3 separate regions of the Homo sapiens genome follow, and regions 2 and 3 are each linked to region 1. A link is a contact called in ENCODE Hi-C or POLR2A ChIA-PET data. All regions are on one chromosome and are shown on one strand. Each heading gives the region's core, a stretch centred on a gene start or an enhancer-like site at or near the end of the contact. The rest is flanking DNA. Distances are from core to core; before and after follow the strand shown. Region 1 overlaps GSN (gelsolin). Region 2 overlaps LOC107987016 (a long non-coding RNA gene). Region 3 overlaps GGTA1 (glycoprotein alpha-galactosyltransferase 1 (inactive)).

The links. Hi-C counts contacts between places; a loop is a spot of excess contacts on that map. ChIA-PET counts read pairs that join two places held with the same protein, here RNA polymerase II (POLR2A). Pooled maps may share reads with other maps.
Region 2: a loop to region 1 is called in a pooled map, with 3 times the contacts of the local background. The contact joins two enhancer-like sites. A Hi-C loop is called at or near these places in 1 of 168 maps with a recorded cell type or tissue (cardiac septum) and 1 of 50 pooled maps. POLR2A ChIA-PET finds 5 or more read pairs at or near these places in 1 of 52 experiments (PC-9).
Region 3: a loop to region 1 is called in a map of ascending aorta, with 1.9 times the contacts of the local background. The contact joins two enhancer-like sites. A Hi-C loop is called at or near these places in 2 of 168 maps with a recorded cell type or tissue (aorta and ascending aorta), 1 of 37 single-sample maps with no recorded cell type and 1 of 50 pooled maps. POLR2A ChIA-PET finds 5 or more read pairs at or near these places in 2 of 52 experiments (H1 and HepG2).

The regions. Positions count from the first base shown.
Region 1 is chr9:121,304,035-121,308,202 of GRCh38, forward strand. All of the region lies in intron 4 of GSN (gelsolin), which reads left to right. Among named protein-coding and RNA genes, the nearest start is that of GSN-AS1, 21 kb to the left of the region's middle. Within about 2 kb of position 1,742, at least 13 of the 41 ENCODE cell types and tissues checked have a DNase peak (open chromatin) inside an H3K27ac peak, as active enhancers do; they include ascending aorta, where a contact is called at or near this core.
Region 2 is chr9:121,527,684-121,531,851 of GRCh38, forward strand. LOC107987016 (a long non-coding RNA gene) reads right to left here. Exons shown (of 2, transcript XR_001746560.2): 2 at 965-2,236. Among named protein-coding and RNA genes, the nearest start is that of GGTA1, 30 kb to the left of the region's middle. Within about 2 kb of position 2,173, at least 12 of the 41 ENCODE cell types and tissues checked have a DNase peak (open chromatin) inside an H3K27ac peak, as active enhancers do.
Region 3 is chr9:121,483,451-121,487,618 of GRCh38, forward strand. The region is part of intron 1 of GGTA1 (glycoprotein alpha-galactosyltransferase 1 (inactive)); the gene reads right to left. Among named protein-coding and RNA genes, the nearest start is that of GGTA1, 14 kb to the right of the region's middle. Within about 2 kb of position 2,326, at least 8 of the 41 ENCODE cell types and tissues checked have a DNase peak (open chromatin) inside an H3K27ac peak, as active enhancers do; they include ascending aorta, where a contact is called at or near this core.

The DNA of each region.
Region 1 (4,168 bases), core at 492-2,991:
CATACCTCTAATGACCAGGGTCCTAGGGTAGGGTCCAAGCCTGTCTGTGCTGCTGATGTGCTGTGTGACCTTAGAGAAGTCACTGTTCCTCTCTGGACCTCAGGATCATCTATGTCAATGGAGTGGTGACCTTGTCTGCCCTGGTGAGGCATAAGAGATTGAATGATGGGAAAGTGCCAGTGAGACTCAGATAGCAATGGGCAGGGTGTGTCCTGGGAACTCACAGTCCAGGGCTGGGCAGGGCTGGGCTGGATTCCCTGGAGCCCCTTGTGCCCTTGCACTGAGCTCCTCCTGCTGAGGTGTCCAGCTCTGCCTTCTTCCCACAGCCCTTTCTGGGGCCTTGATACCTTGCAGAAGGAGAGGTGAGAAGTTTGGGAGCCAGTCCCCTGAGCTGGAGAAGGACCAGGTCTTTTTGCAACTTCTGGAGCAAGAAATGGAACGAACACTTGCCCAGGAATCACAGAGATTGGGATTCAGGTTGGAAGGCTACCTTCTGTAACTGCTGTGAGACTTTGGGCAAGTCTTGTATCTTTGGGCGGGTGTTCTCAATCATCCTCCATTCATCATTCATTCAGCAAATATTTACTGAGCCTCAATAACAGCAGCACCAGCTCATTGTTGCTACACTATGGCAGATATGGTACTGGGAATGTAGGTTATCTCGTTTCAGCCTCACAACTGTCCTGGGAGGTAAGTAATTCCCATTCCATTTTACAGATGAGACTGGAGGCTCAGAGAGGTCACATAACTATATTCAAACCAGGATTGTGTTCCCTTAACTCTGCCAGGCCCTGTGATGGGTGCTGGGGTGCCCAAGTGAAGAAGGTGGGTCCCTGCCCTTGAGAGTGTTCTGAGGAGTTGGGGAGACTGGCAGGCTCACGAAGAGTTAATCCATTGCCTCCAGGTGGGGTGATGTGGGATCCCAGGGAGTGCTCAGCTCTGAGAGGGGTTCAGGGATGAGATAGATGAGTAGGTGTTTGCTAATCTATCTTGTCCTAGTCACTGTTTCTTAGGGCATAACCTGACAGTCTAACATGGTTACAAATATGAGAGTTCTCATATACACAGAAAGGGTGATTTTCCAGGTCAGAGAATGTTGCAGAGCAGGTCATAGGCTCCCGGATTTTTAGGAATAAACAAGGATGATAATAACCCTTACCGTGTGTTAAGCCTTGACTACAAGATCTCATTTAATTCTCACTGTAGCCTTTAGGGTGGATGGTAATGCTCCATTTCATAGACGAGGAAGCTGAGGCTCAGAGGAGCAAACTAACTTGCCTAAGTTCACACAGCTAGTAAAAGGTGCTTGTCATTGAACACTTATCTATTACTTTCTGTGTGTCAGGGACTCTTCTGGGTGCTTTACTCATTTAACTCATTTTACCCTAACAGGTAGGGTATCTGTTAGCACCATTTTATAAATGAGGCTACTAAGGCACAGAGATGTTAAGCAACTTTTCCAAGGTCACACAGCTAGTAAGTGATTGGACTAGTGTGCAAACCCAGGTGTGAAGGGCCTAGCACAGACCTGGTTCAGAGTAGACATTTGGAGGCTCCCTGATCTTTGATCCTCGCTCGGATATGGCCTGGGATCTACTTGGATAGCCAGGTTCCCCGGCCCCCCGATGATTTTCCAGGATGTTCTTGGATCACACTCGAGGAAAGCTCCAGCTGGGCCCAGATTTGGGGCTTCTGTCCTGAAAGGCGCTGGCTCCTGGTGTGAATGGGAGGCCCAGGGCTGGTCTTGTTTACCACCTTCTGTAAGTCCTCAGTCTGCCCCCGCACTTGGCAGGTCCAGCCCAAGGTTCTCGCCCCGGCGCCCTCATCAATTATAGATCCCGGAGGAGCAGGGCTTGTTATGCAAGACTTGTTCCTGTGAAAGCCTCTTCCTCTGAGCCAATTCTGTCCTCGGAGTGTGAGAAGGGGCAGGGAGGGGACAGCAAGCCACTAGAAAGGGCTGACATGGGGCTTGGCCCTCTTGTTCTATGACCCCCAAATCCTTAGATCACTGCCCTGCAAGAGAGTTCAGAATCCCTTGATTCCCCGCCCCTCCTCCTCCCACTCCGCAGACCCCCATTTTTGGACTGAATCCTGGAGACCCCGTGGGGCTGGGTTATTTGAAACCCATTGTTCAAATGGAATCTGGGCTAGGCAGAGACCTAGGAGCCCTTGGACCTGAGGAACACAATTGGGAACCCATAGAATCACTGGAACCTTTCTGTCCTCCCTCTCTCCTATTCCTTAGATAAGGAGCTCTGAGTTTAGAGGGTGGAGGGGCCCAAGCCTGATCAATTCATTTTTCTTTGTTTTAGAAACAGTTTAACTTTTGTTTTCATGTAAATCTTCATTGCTTCTTTTCCCCCTTCTTCTGACTACAAGAGCAATATAAGCTTATTGTAAAATGTCAAACATTACAGAAATATAGGTTCCAGAAAATAAAAGCCCTCCCAACATGATTCTCCCCTTGGAGATATATAGTGGCTAATTTCTTTCTGTCTCTCTGAACGTATATAGGTAGACAGACACATATATATGTAATCACTTTAATTTGGAAAATGGCTTTTAAAACAATTTATCCTGTAGAATTTTGTTCAAATAATTTGATGCCAATCTTGCTCACCTAATGATTAGACCACAGAAAGCAGCAATCAGTGCTAAAGATGATAGTCAAAAACAGGAAAAACTTCAAAAAACTTCTTTCCCCTGCCCTTGTAGATCCACTAATGTCTTCTAAGAGCTTGCTTTAATTTATTTTTGTTAATTAATCTTTCCAATTCTAATTCCCTAGACCAGTAAAATTAGAGGAGTTAATTAATCAGGCAGCTCATGGCTGCAATAATTCAACATCAAGAGTTATGTTATAAGGCCGGGTGCGGTGGCTCACACTTGTAATCCCAACACTTTGGGAGGCCGAGATGGGTGGATCATTTGAGGTCAGGAGTTCAAGACCTGCCTGGCCAACATGGTGAAACCCTGTCTCTACTAAAAATACAAAAATTAGCCGGGCGTGGTGGCGGGTGCCCGTAATCTCAGCGACTCAGGAGGCTGAGGCAGGAGAATCACTTGAATCTGGGAGGCAGAGGTTGCAGTGAGCCGAGATCGTACCACTGCATTCCAGCCTGGGCGATGGAACGAGACTCTGTCTCAAAAAAAAAAGAATTATTTTATAAATAAATACAGAGAATTTTTAAGAAGTGAGATTTATGACATGAAGCAACCCTTTTCCTTTTTAAAAAATAGGGTAAAGATTTTAATAACAAAAATGAAAGGCATACTTCAACAAGTAAAATATTTAGAGGGGTAAAAATTTTTTCTTTCCCCCCATTTCCTTGTCTCCGAGGAATCAATAGAAACAGTGAGTCCTTCTAGCACCTTTTGGAAAAGGTTTGCACATCCACTCTCTCATTATGTCCAGGTGAATGAAGTCCCCTGGTCAGGAGTTCCTAGGCTGACAGTTGAATGAAGCTGGGTCCCTGGAAGGGGGATCTTGGGGATAGAACCCAGCACTGCCGCCCAGCACTGGGCTCTGGACACAATGCTTAATCTCTTTGAATCTCAGTTTCCTTGCCTTTGAAGTGGGAAAATTATTAATAGTTCCTGCATCAGGGGCTTGTGGTCAGGACTTCATTGCATGCACTTAAAGCAGGTGCCCCAGCTTTGGCAAAGCTCGGTAAGTGGCAGCCACTGTGCTTGTTTCAGGTAAGCACAGCTGAGCACAGGTGAGCGCAGGTTGTTGCATTTTCTTCCCTGGCGGTTCTTCCTCACTTGCTCTGGGCAGGCTTGGTTACATCGGTCTCAGAACCCTCCTGTCTTTCTGCGCTTCCCCTGCCTTTCTGCGCTTCCCCTGCATTGCCCTGACCTATGTCCTTTGCACTCTGCCTGGCTCTCCAATCCCAGGCCTCACGGCCATCCAGCCTTCGGACCCCCTCAGTTGTGACTGCAGTTGTGACTGCAGCTGGTCAGTCCCTCACCCCAGAGTCCCAACTCACTCCTTCCTGATGATGGAAAAATTTACTGTCTTGCTTCCCAGTTTTGGGCAGCAAATTCAGGAGCAGAAGTCACAGTCTTACCCCTTGCTCCACACCGAGGTCAGTCATAGTGTGGCCAACCCACAGCTCCCTTGAAGGGGCCCTGGAAGCAGGGTGGAAAGATAGGTTGTTAGCTCTGT
Region 2 (4,168 bases), core at 923-3,422, 220 kb after region 1:
TGCAGTGCTGACACACAAGCCGCCTGCCACCTCAGCCCCTTCCAGACTTTGAACACCGATGAGCAGGGGAGGGAGGCCAAGGAGGAGCTGAGGGTTCGTACCCTTCCTCGGAGGGAAGGAAGTGTGCACCAATTGGTCCATGAGCGGCCATGAGTGGGCCTAGAAAAAGCACCACAAGTTCCCACTCCTTTCCATGGGACTGGCAGCCCAGCCCCCAGGCTTCAGGCCCTCCCTGGCTTGAAGGTGGGGCCTCACCAGGGACCTGCCTTCTCCCACCCAGGAGCCTGTCTGCCTCCTGCTGCCATTCATGGCGCCCAGTCTGTTCATGCCAAGGGGCCTGTAATCCTAACACTTTGGGAGGCTGAGACGGGCAGGTCACCTGAGGTCAGGAGTTTGAGACCAGCCTGGCCAACATGGTGAAACCCGGTCTCTACCAAAAATACAAAAAATTAGCCAGGCATGGTGGTGGGCACCTGTAACCCCAGCTACTCAGGAGGCTGAGGCAGGAGAATCGCTTGAACCTGGGAGGTGGAGGTTGTAGTGAGCCGAGATTGTGCCACTGTACTCCAGCCTGAGCAACAAGAGTGAAACTCCGTCTCAAAAAAAAAAATTTTTTTTTAAATTTTCCTTTTCAAAAATTTATAATTTTGTTTAAAAAAGACCAAGGTCTCTGTCACCCAGGCTGGAATGCAATGGCGTGATCATAGCTTACTACAGCCTTGGATTTCTGGGCTCAAGAGATCTTCCTGCCTCAAGAAAATTTTTTTTAAACATTATTTTTCTTTTCAAGAATTTATACCTTTTTTTTAAAAAAAAAACCAAGGTCTCACTCTGTCACTCAGATTGGAGTGCAATGGTGTAATCACAGCTCACTGCAGCCTCAAACTCCTGGGCGCAAGGAATCCTCCCTCCTCAGCTTCCCAAGTAGCTAGAACCCCAGCCACATACCACCACACCCACCATGTCCAACTAAGTTTTTATTTTTTGTAGAGATAGGACCTTGCTATATTGCCCAGGCTGTTCTCAAATTCCTGGCCTCAAGTGATCCTCCCACCTTGGCCTCCCAAAGTGCTAGGATTACAGGCATGAGCTACCTGCTGGTAGATCACTTCTGGTTGCTGTTATCTGTAAACTAAGAGGTTTCTGCCCTGGAGGCATTTGCAGTCTGGAGGGGGAGATAGAGGGTAAACCTGTAATCCTGTCTGTAAGTAAATGCTACAAATTGCAAGAGGTGCTGAGAGGTGCCACAAGAAAGTCTCCAGGGGAACCTTGAGGCAGAGAGAGGGTCTTGGCTGGCAGCAGTGACTGCTCAGTGGGTGTCTGCAGAAGGTTCAGGCAGAGAGGAAGGGTGGAGGGGCCAACATTGAGAAGCCAGGAAGCCTCAGACTTTCCAACTCCCTGGCCAGAGCATGGCCCTCTGGCCTTTATATTATCCCTGTTCAGTCATTCTCACCCTTAGCTTCATTTGACAACTCTGCTGCATCCACTTGGGTGGTTGAGTTGGAGCCATTTTCACCAGGCAGATGCTGTCTGGGCTGGATGACTGTCCTCCTCTCTGAATAAAGTTGCTTGGGCCTGGTTGGTGATTCTAGGAGAAGAAACCTACAAACAGTGTTCTGATCACAGGTCCTGCTGCCACCAGCCTCAAGAAAGGTAAGTGATGATCAGAGCCAGAGTCCTGTTTGCTGCTAGATATCCTTGTGTGTGTGAATCACTCTCCTTGATCGCACACCCTGTGTGATAAGCATTATTATCCCCATTTTACAGACAAGAAAACTGAGGCAGCTAGAAAGGGCAGCAATTCAGACTCAAGTGTCCTAACTTTAGGTCTGAGCTCCACCCCCAACACTCCCACCAAGGTCACCAATGCTGACCCAATGTGACAAAGCCATGCGTCCTGTGGCCTCAGCTGCCGGCATCTGTCCCAGATGTACACACAGATGCTGTTGGTGATTTAATGGCAGGCCCATTGGAAATTTGGCTTGGAGCCTCCATTGTCTCTGCATTTTGTAACCTGGTCCTGGGCAGGGGGCTGGCGGTGGAGGCCACTTTTCGTGGGAACTCAGGCAAGGAGGAAGTGTGAATCGTCAGACCGGGACCCAGGCCAGGAGAGTGAGAAGAAAGCTGGGGCCTTTGCCAAGGCCCAGGGCCCTCGGGAGCTTCCAGCTGGATGGGGCCTTGTGGGCTGAGCCAGATGTGAACCAGGAACGGCACAGAGTTGCTGGCGACTCATTGACTGCAGGGGAGAGAGACAATGAGTAAGCTGACATGACGGTCCAGAGGGTGGAGTTGCCATCCAGGCACACAGGGGCCTCCCTTCACCCAGGAGAGCAGCTGATCCATTTTGAGGGAGCAGAGAGGAATCTTAGAGGAGGGACTCCTAGTGTGTCCTGACACCCAAGAGATGAACAAAGATGGACTGGGGGAGAAGGGAGAATGGCCTTTCTGGTGGAGGAAACAGCAGGAATAAAGGGCATATCAATGAGGAAATGTCTAACCCATTTGGGGAGCTTCTTTTTATTTTTTTAATTTTTGAGACAGGGTCTTGTTCTGTCTCCTAGGCTGGAGTGCAATGGCACAATCTTGGCTTACTGCAGCCTCAACCTCCTGGGCTCAGATGATCCTCCTACCTCAGCCTCCTGAGTAGCTGTGACTATAGGCTTGTGCTACCATGCCCGGATTTTTTTTTTTTTTTTTTAAGATGGAGTCTCGGCCGGGCATGGTGGCTCATGCCTGTAATCCCAGCACTTTGGGAGGCTGAGGAGGGCAGATCACGAGGTCAGGAGTTTGAGACCAGCCTGGCCAACATGGGGAAACCCCGTCTCTACTAAAGATACAAAAAAATTAGCTGGGCGTGGTGTTGCACATCTGTAATCCCAGCTACTTGGGAGGCTGGGGCAGGAGAATCACTTGAACCCAGGAGGTAGAGGTTGCAGTGAGCTGAGATCATGCCATTGCACTCCAGCCTGGGCGACAGGGCGAGACTCCATCTTAAAAAAAAAAAAAAATGGAGTGTCACTTTGTCACCCAGGCTAGAGTGCAGTGGCACAGTCTTGGCTCACTGCAACCTCCACCTCTTGAGTTCAAGCGATTCTGCTGCCTCAGCCACCCGAGTAGCTGGGATTATCGGCTCGCACCACCACACTCAGCCAATTTTTGTATTTTTAGTAGAGACAGGGTTTCACCATGTTAGCCAGGCTGGTCTCAAACTCCTGACCTCAAGTGATCCACCTGCCTAAGCCTCCCAAAGTTCTGGGATTACAGATGTGAGCCATCGTGCCCAGCCTAATTTTTTTATTTTTTGTAGATACAGGGTCTCACCATGTTGCCCAGTCTGGTCTCGAACTCCTGGGCTCAAGCAATCCTTCTGCCTCAGCCCCCAAGTGCTGGGATTACAGGCGTGAGCTAACGTGCCCAGCCTAGGGAGTTTCATGTAGTCCAGTCTGTCCCAAATTTTACATGTGGAAAACAATGTGGCAAGTAATAAGTTTGGAGATATGGAAAGAGTGCAGGGAGTGGGAGGCCCCGATGCCAAATACTGCATGGGACGTACTCATACTAAAAAAAAAAAAAAAAAAAAAAAAAGGATTTCGTATTTATCTGAAATTCAAATTTAAGTGGACATCCTCTATCTTTATTTGCTGAATCTGACAACTCCAGCCTAGGGCCAATTTGGACCAAATTCCTAGGTAGTGGAAGTCATCAGAGGCTTTTTATTTTACTTTTTATTATTATTTATTTATTTGTTTGTTTTTTTGAGACTGAGTCTCACTCTGTTGCCCAGGCTGGAGTGCAGTGGCATGATCTCTGCTCCCTGCAACCTCTACCTCGGGGTTCAAGAGATTCTGCTGCCTCAGCCCCCCGAGTAGCTAGGATTACAAGCACCTGCCACCATCCCTGGCTAATTTTTGTACTTTTAGTAGAGATAGGGTTTCATCATGTTGGCCAGGCTGGTCTCAAACTCCTGACCTCAGGTGCTTCACCCACCTCAGCCTCCCAAAGTGCTGGGATTACAGGTGTGAGCCACTGCATTTGGCCCCAGTGGCTTTCAGAAGGGAGGTGACAGGATGAGATTTGCGTCTGAGCAGATGGTCAGCAGCAGGACTGAGGGGCAGGACCCAAGCGGGGGAGACCAGCTGGGAGACTGAGGCTGGGCTGAGAGACAGGC
Region 3 (4,168 bases), core at 1,076-3,575, 180 kb after region 1:
ATCCTCAAACTCTCAAAACAAAGGAGCACACATTTAGGGTCATTCCTTAATTGAAAGCCAGAGAACCGTAGCAAATGAGCCTCGGGCTGGAGTCCTGCTGATCAAAGCTGTCCAGAGGCTGCCCAGGTAAGAGCTTGGTACCGTGTCCAGCCCCGAGTTGATTAATCTCATCATTACAGCCCGAACAGCCCATGGATCTATCAGATAACAGCCAGCATTCAGTATCTGTCCATCTTCCACATCCTGAGTTGGAGAATTATAGGGCCTCACTGTTGTAGAGGCAGCTGCAGACCAAATGTAAAGAGCCCTGGCTTCATGTCCCAGGTCACTTCCTGCTGGGAAACTTGAAGGTCACGATCTCCAACCTGCTTACCTCTGTGGAGGTGTGAGGATTAAGTGTTCTTGGCAAAGAATGCTACAGACACAAAGGTTGCAAGTTGTTGCTATTCATTTAATCCTAAACATGTTTAGAGAGGTAGAAAAAGTCCTACTTGACGATGCTTGCAAATAAGAGAGCAATTTGGTTGGCTTCCTGATCTGTGTAAAGGGGATAATCATAATCCCCACCTCTCAGGGTGGTTGAGGGGCTGCAGAACGTGGTGGTTATGAGCATAGACTTGGGCTCATTGTGCCTATTGGGTGCAATGTTCACTATTTGGGTGACGGATACACTAAAAGCCCAGACCTCACCACTATGCAGTATATCCATGTAACAAAACTGCATTTGTACCCACTGAATCTATTAAAAAATTGTAAAAAGGGTTAAAATAGTAAATTTCATGTTATGTATATTTTATGACAATTAAAAAAAGAAAACATTCTGGCCAGAACTAGATTCACATGGCAACAGTGGTGAACACCAGGCAAGGAGATTGTGGGAGAGTCATCTGTTTTTCCCTTCTACCTCTGCATTTTTCTTTTTTTTTTGAGACGGAGTCTCGCTCTGTCGCCCAGGCTGAAGTAGCTGGGATTACAGGTGCCCACTACCATGCCCAGCTAATTTTTGTATTTTTAGTAGAGACGGGGTTTCACCATGTTGGTCAGGCTGGTCTCGAACTCCTGACCTCAGGTGATCCACCTGCCTCAGCCTCCCAAAGTACTGGGATTATAGGTCCCGCCGCTGTCTACATTTTTCAAATGTTCTACAATGAGAACATATTACTTTTGTAACCAGACAGAAAGTTATTTAAGTAAATAAATCTGGTGGTTCTCTGACACTGACAGTCTGAAATAATTCATTGTTGCTATTATGTAAATGTGAGCGATACTTTCCTTATTTAATACAAGGAACTAAGTTCAAGGATGCCAACTGAAGTACACACCAAGCTGCTCAGTCAAAATAAATGACACGCAGAGTGATCCTCCTCTCTAAGACTAGCTGTTCTTGTCTATATTTAAGGCAACTTAAAACAAAACCAGAACCAAAATAAACCCTCTAATGAGCCTCCCCAGAAGCCGTCTGGCTTGGAAAAGCTCAAACACAAACTAAAGAGAAACAGAGAGCTACAGAAAAGCAAGGAACAGCCAGTGTTTCTCCAGGACATTAACTCACTGCCCCTGGGAAAGTGACTCTGTCTGTGAATTTCTGTTCCTTCTGCTTCTGGAAAATAGTCCGGTGTAGAATGGAATTTGGAATCTGGAAGAGGCTCATGATTTGTATTCATTGCAAATCCATTTTCCCACCCCAGATAAATGCTGAACAAATCTTAAAAGAATACGAGTTCGAAGGGCAGCCAACGGGTCTGCCTGCCAGGGTGTCCTTGGTCCCAGGCCACATGGGCCTACCTTCTCTGGCTCCCTTGCCCTCTGCTCAGTGCTGGCTACAAGGCAGGCAGACAGAATGGAGCCTCCAGGAAAACCGTGAGGAGCTGGGACAATCCCCCGAGAGTCCCCCACCCCACTGGCTATGTGACAGAGTCCCCAGGCAGCCTCCTTCAGAACTTCAGTATCCCGTCCTAACTAGTGAACGAACAGGATTTTGCAAGGTTGTTGTGAAGGTTAAGTGTTGTCACGTGTAAAGTGTCTAGCATTATATTCCTTTGAAATACGTGTCTTCCTGAGTTGATGGGATAGAGGGAGTTGCCAAAATGTAGTCAGTGCTGAGTGGATGGCGGTGTATAGGAAAGCAGTGGGGTGAAGACAAGGTTCCCCAAACCTGGGACTCAGGCCGGGCTCTGGAGAAAAATGGGAGACAACCAGCAGCCCACTCCCGCTCAGTGCTAGCATCCACGCTGATTAGCACACACAAAGACCTTTGGTGGATGTCTGTATGGGATCAGCAGAGCAGGGCCTTGGGCTTTATTTTACACATGAAGATACAGAGGCTCAAAGAAGGAGGGAAGTGGGGAAGGTCCCCTCCCCTCTGCACCCACATACACCCACTTCCTCAGATCACATCTGTGGAACATGGGGAAGTGGACTGAGGAACAGCTTGGGTTTCTGCTAGCTCACCCATTCTAAGATTATATAATCTCAAAACAACAACACCACCACCACCAAAAACCCATTTGTGATTCCTGCGCACACCATGAACTAGGATAGATTCTTGCATTCTCTAGGCCTCGGTTTCCACATCCACAAAACAAAGGTTTAGGTGGAAACTTCTAGGCTCTTTTCCCCTCTGATAATTGTATTCCAGTAAGGAAGGCTCTGCTTCCATGCCCTTTGCCCTTCACCTAAAACTCCACTTGAGTCCAGGCTCACAAACAGGAAATGTGACAGAGGCTGATGAGTGGCCCATTTCTCTGCTGCAAGGGCTATCTGACAGGAGAACAGTGTTTTTGAACTTTACAGCTGAAGCCAGAACTCCATGCCCCAAGACCTTTCTCAGTGTGGGAGGAGGACACTGTTGCTATCTGGCTGGACCACCTACACCACGCCCACGTGGGTCTATTCGTAGGAGGTCCGCAGTGCACAATGAACAGGTTCCCAGTCTCAGGAGGTCCCCTGGTGATTGGGGATGGTGGACCCCAGGTGGTGTGCAGAGAGCACTAAGACAGCAGTCAGGACTCCTGGGCTCCAGTCTGGACCCAGTGAGCCTAGGGAAGGCCCCACAACCCTCTGGGCCAGGGTTTCCCATCTGTTGGGTGAGGGGGCTGCACACGGGGCTGGCTCCCTGCTCTCTGTGAGGTTGTTTTGTGCGGGTGGCACGCTGCTGTGATGAAGGGCACCATCTCATTGCCTGTGTCTCAGTCCCAAGTCTCTCCCATACCATGTGGCCCTACAAATGTCTTAATCTTTTTGTGCCTCAGTTTCCTCCCTTGTAAAACTAGAAAGATAACAATCCCTACCACCTGGCTTTTCTAGCTGCATAAAAGGCAGGGCTTTTATAAAGTGGCTAGAATATGTCCAGCATGAGTAAAAACAAATGGCCAGTACACATGAGCTATAATTGTCTCATTATTTGTTTAATCTGGTGTCTGGATGACTTTCCTTTCCCGGTTTGCCCATCTGCAGAAGAGGTGAGCAGAACTCAGGTACCCCTATTTGCTCTTCGGACCAGGTCCACACCACACGTCTCAGAAAACGAATCTGAAGACCAGCCTGAGCCACCCACAGCCAGGAAAGAAAACTCTGGGGGAAGAGACAGGAAATCCTCGATGCTGCCCCAAAGCAGATGGATTTGGGGGTTGGCTCTTGCCCCAGGTTGTCGGGCACACAGAGAAGGCCACCAGCTGCACCCAGATTCACTAGCAAAGGAAGAGTCCTCAGCCCATTCCCAGTTTGCCCCAGAGGGGACGACTTTTCAGAGAGGACAGCAGTGAGATGCAGGAGAAGATGTTTGTCCTGGGTTGATCTCTGTTCCCACCTCTGCCCCTGAGCCTCACGAGTTAAAGATGAGGCTCAGGCTGCGCGCGGTGACTCACACCTTAATCCCAGCACTTTGGGAGGCCGAGGTGGGCAGATCATGAGGTCAGGAGTTCGAGACCAGCCTGACCAACATGATGAAACCTTGTCTTTACTAAAAATACAAAAATTAGCCGGGCTTGGTGGTGCGCACCTGTAATCCCAGCTACTCAGGAGGCTGAGTCAGGAGAATCGTTTGAACCCGGGAGGCAGAGGTTGCAGTGACCCGAGATCGCGCCACTGCACTCCAGCCTGGCGACAGAGTGAGACTCTGTCTCAAAAAAAAAAAAAAAAAAAAAAAGCTAAAGAATCAAACCTACAG